2 separate regions of the Mus musculus genome follow, and region 2 is linked to region 1. The links are chromatin loops, found by intact Hi-C in ENCODE. Cell type or tissue: gastrocnemius. All regions are shown on one strand.

Evidence for each region. Hi-C counts contacts between places; a loop is a spot of excess contacts. Peaks named below come from ENCODE experiments on the same cell type or tissue, not always from the same donor. Only the 100,000 strongest peaks of a DNase experiment are listed, where the experiment ranks them.
Region 2: it touches region 1 in a loop (2.0-fold over the local background); 3 of 42 quality-filtered maps call a loop at or near these places.

Annotation. Positions count from the first base shown.
Region 1 is chr13:112,056,251-112,058,750 of GRCm38, reverse strand. No RefSeq gene overlaps it. Among named protein-coding and RNA genes, the nearest start is that of Gm41061, 16 kb to the right of the region's middle. In gastrocnemius, no CTCF peak of the experiment used is centred here; DNase peaks (open chromatin) are centred at 328, 821 and 1,132.
Region 2 is chr13:111,958,875-111,961,374 of GRCm38, reverse strand. No RefSeq gene overlaps it. Among named protein-coding and RNA genes, the nearest start is that of Gm15322, 35 kb to the left of the region's middle. In gastrocnemius, a CTCF peak has its summit at 1,166 (motif pointing left); no DNase peak of the experiment used is centred here.

The DNA.
Region 1 (2,500 bases):
ACTTCTCAACCCCTGTAATTATAACCTGGGATCCCATTCAGCCTCCTTCAGCTTGGATTTAAAAGCCGAGTACGCTCTTGAAGCAGCCAACTATTAAAACATCATGGCTTTTTTTTTTTTTTTTTTTTTTTTTTTTTTTTTTTTTTTTACAAACTATCGGCTGACAGGAGGTGTTATGAAACACTGTCTAGTACAATTAGAATCACACTGGGATTGTCAACACCCATGCGTCAAGCACACTGTGCGAAGCGACAGTCTGGGACAGCACAGCACAGTGCGGTCTCTTCCCTAGCTGGCTACCCTGACCCCGGCTTTTCCACTAAAGCTTTGCCATTGGCTATGAGCCACAAGGTCCAGCCGTGCCACCGGGAATGTCCCAAGCTTCTCCGTAGCTTCTGTCCTAGATTTTCACAACACAGAAATGCTGGCTTCCTTCTTGTCTGGAGACTTCAGGCAGAGGGCTGGGTAGAAACCGGAAGTGGCATTTTTTTTCCAATCTGTCTTCCGCTATAGCCATGTAGACAACTGTTGATTTGTGACTATCAGCACGAAGCTTTTAAGTGTTGGAGGAGAGCAGGGTCTGGGGCGATATCCCCAAGAACACCTATTACCTTGCTGTTTTACCACCAAACCTCCGTGAGGGGCGGGGTTATAGATTTTTTTCATTCTTTGGACTGTGTACTAACTTCAGCCACCATTGTCTCTCCTCTGCTTCTTTGAAGACTTCCAGCCGGGCTCCATGCGCGAGTTCAATGGCTGCCTCTCCACCCCGCACCCCCATCCCCATAAGTCCGGCTTTTCTCAGTTTCACACCTCATCTCTGCCGCCTGCACTCTTCTAGTTACTCCCCCCGCACGCCCCCTTCTTCTCAGCCTCGGTGCCCACGCCACCCTCGCCGTCTGCCGGCATCTCAATCACCACAATGTGCCAAGTCGTGCCCTCCTCTCTGGAATTCAGTACTAGCCACTGAACTGAACTCCTGGTTTCTGCTGTCTATTACTAGGATCCATTCTTCTGTCTCTAGACGGATCCATCTTAGCTTAGCTTGATGGTATTGCTCAACCACTTGCAGTACTCCCCTTGCAGTGCTCCCCTATTGCTGTCCAAGGTAAGTCCTAGCTTCTCAGCCTGACAGTCAGGCCCAGAGTGCCTTACTGGTTGGCACTCCATCTGGAGCCTCCACGGTCCGGTCCAATCCTGTACTGTCTGTCATGCCTCCTCCTCTTGGCACATCTCTCTCTCTCTGGATCTGTTGTTTATGCTCTTGTCTTCGTGTGAAATACCCTCTTATCTTTGTCTGAAAACCCCAAGGGTCCCCCAAGGGCTCTTTTATAATAAACGTTTGTCCGGGTTCTCAATGAAACAGGCAGCTTCCGTATCTGAAGTGCCACATCCAGCTTTAATCTCACTTTTCTTTGAATTTTAGTATCATTTTTACACTAGATTTGAGTTTTGTGATGCTTTAAGACAGCCTATATCTTAACTATCATCACTTCCTCAATGTATAAGTACACACACACACACACACACACACACACACGAGCTAGGTGTGTGTGTGTGTGTGTGTGTGCGCGCAGAGGCAGTTTAGAGTCTTCCACACAGACTCTAAAGGATACCTGTCCCCACGGTAGTCTGTAAAGAACTCACTGACTCCTGAGAGGACAGTTTACGTTCACATCACACCTGACAGATTCATGCTGTAGACTATTCTCTGCCTCCGCACCCCAACCCAGTAATACCCCCTTCTGATTTCCCGACCTATATATTTAAGTACCCTAATCTAAGTCCTGCAGATGAGAAAAAAACCCATGAAATTTGTTTGTCAGAGTCAAGCCGATTTTCCTGGACATAATGATCTCCAACTGTTCTCCTGTGAGCATGGTTTAACTCTTCTTTACAACTGAATACATTCCCATTACACATTTCTCATTCGTCTGTTGTGGGGCATCTAGGCTGGCTCCATATTGCAGTTACTGCAAACAGTGTACATGCTCTGGACACTGACTCAGGATGCTTCGATCACATACTCTGGACTAGTGCAGTTGGCTCGCACGGTCATTGTACTTGTTAAGGAACCGCCAACACTGATTTTCGTAATAGCTGTACCTCCTTACATCCCCACCAGCGGTGGCTAAGGGTTCCTTTTAGACATATATTCTAGGACTGTGTGTGGTGCTGGGGATCGAGCCTAGGGCTTTGTACATCCTGGGTAGGAATGTACACTGAGCCACAGCCGTGGCTGTATGTGGACAGTCCTATTGAAGGTCCGACTGGGCAAGTGCTATCACAGACTGGTCACTGAGCCTGTGTGAAGCTTCACCAGGGAGGCCTAATGAAAGCTGGTCGCAGGGCCACCTGATTCCTAAGCTTCTTTTGTCCTCTGAAATGTTAGGAAGTCCACAATCTATGCCGTTTTCTTTGAATTCTTAAAATATAGGCAGTTCTTGACCAATGAGAATTGAAAACAGCCTAAAGAGGACAGAAGCCAAGCCACCTCAAA
Region 2 (2,500 bases), 97 kb after region 1:
TTTTCGAGTCCTTGTAGGACAATGCCAACAAGAGATTAAGCTTGAAAATAAACTTACAAATGAGTAGCTGTCTTATAATTAGTAAGCACTCACCTCTATATAAAATTTCATACTGGGCTCTAATAGCCACAGTTTATACTCACCCAGAGCCTTTCATCTGAGATGCTCAAAGCACTTCTTGCTTCCACCGACACTGAGGTCTCTAAATCCTTGTGAGCCAGGACCAGGATGCCTACCCACAAGGCATCTTGGCCACTGCTGAAGCCAGAGCCCATCTTTCTCCCTCCTGAGTAGTCATGGGTGGTATCTCTCCCCCACATCACCATCCCACCCCCAGAGAGACCAAGCAAGGAACTTCTGGTTGAAGGGGATGAAAAGGAAGCTAGGCCATTGGAGTTGAGCTTGGCTGCAGATCCTGGCTCTGGTGTTAGTAAACTATCTAGCCTCCTCAAGTTTTGACTTGCTCATCTGGGGTTAAGAATGTGAGCTATCACGTGTATTTAGCCATGAATATTAGCTTAGAGGACACAGCAGCATTCTTCCTATTGTCAACGTGATTGCCTCTTTAAGCTAAGTGATGCTGTACCTGGCGAATACTGAGTTGAGGATTTACAAGGGGTGTTGTCCATAAGAAGCATCCAATAAATATCACCAAAGCCGTCGTATTTCGGAAGATGTCTGTGATACCCAAGCCAACTTAGATCTTTTTCAGAAAATCATCTTCACTATTCAAATTAAAAAAAAAAATGTAAGAGGCAGGTATGGTGGTCCATGCCTACAAGTGTAGAGGCAAGAAAATCAGGAGTTCAAGGTCATTGTTGGATATATAGCAAAGTCAAGGCCAGCCTGGGCTACATGAGTGTGTCTGAAAACATTAAAGTCATCATCATCATCTTAAACACAATTATAATTCTCTTACAAATACAGTTGGATTGATTCTCCATCTGCCCGCACACTCTGCATTTATAACCAAAGGGCTGTTTGGATAGTATCATTTTGTTAAATAACAAAGAAAAAAACTAAAACTAGAGAAATGATAATTTAAGGATGCTGGCTACATTTGCAGATGATAACAGTTATGTTTCCAGCACCTACTTGGTAGCTCACAACCTTCTATAACTCCAGTTCCAGGCTCTCTGGTGCCCCCTTCTGACCTCCAAGGGTACCAGATACACAGTGCATGTACATACATGTAATGACACACTTACACACCAAAATGAAAACAAATAAATTGTCTTTAAAATAAAGAAATAAAATTATTTATTGCTATGATTAGTTGGAAAGCTTCTTGTCTATTGAGTGTGCTTGTCTATGCCGCAATGTATTCACTATTCTTTATGGATTTGCTTGATCTTTTTAAAAGAAAACGCTTCATCCCTTTCAACTATAAAAACAAAATGATATACATTGGGAAAGTATACTTTGCTAAATTCTGTCATAACTACCAAAATCCAGCCAAAATACTCGTCAATCAGAAACCTATAAGGTCATAAGGAATCTCCCGTGTCCCCACTTTCCCAACTTGAGAACAACTTTAAATGTATGGGTTTATTTGACAGCTACAGTACCATCATCACATCCACCCAGAACTCCTGACAGCCTCAGCCACTCCAGACCATTTTAGTGATCAGGACATAAGAAGAGAATATACATGGGAAGTCTCAGAAGGAAAAAGATAGGGGGGATGTTAAACGATGTCAGATGTCGGGACTGCTATTGGTAACAGAGTTCTCAAGATGACCTCTCAGACATAAGCTGTTCTCGTCCATAATTCTGAAACGGTTTTTACTTTGCTTTCTCCCATTGTCAGTAGATCTGACGCCTTAGGTTGTAGACCTGTCAGCCTGTAAAGCCACGAAATCATGGGCTTTCAGAGGGTCGCTTATTTGGTACCAGACCAGGAGCTGAGATATGAAAAAGTCAGTCATTGATTGCCCTGGCTTCCCCACAGTTCAGTTTGGTTGGAAGTCGGAAAATGCAAAATAAGCAAAATAAAGAAGGTAACTTTTTTTTTTTTCCTTTTGCAAGGTTAACAAGGATTAGACCAGGGAATCAGTTAGCGCCATTTTTTCTCTCTCCTAGAAATGTGTCCATTTCAATGTTCAAGTTGGGCAACGCTATAGGTTCTGCTAATTGTCATGTTAAAACTTAGCAGCTAAGTTTGGGGATGGGACATGAGTGTGGCTTAGTGGCAAAGCCCTTGCCTAATACATGACAGGCAGCAAGTGAGTTGGGAAGTGCCTGAAAGTAAACAACCTTGCTCAGAAGAGAAGATGCATGGGCAGTCTTAGGAACCTTCAGACACCCAAAACACAGCCAGGGCTTGTCTGCACACACCTGGGAAACTGATCAGCAGGAACTTAAGGTAAAGAATGAGATGCTTACAGAGTAAGCCCCTGCGATATGTTCCTGAACAGAATTGTGTTTTAAAAGTCTTTTTCTATGATACTCTTGTCTGGTTGGTTTGGTGTTTTGTTTTGTTTTAGAGCCCTGGTTGTCC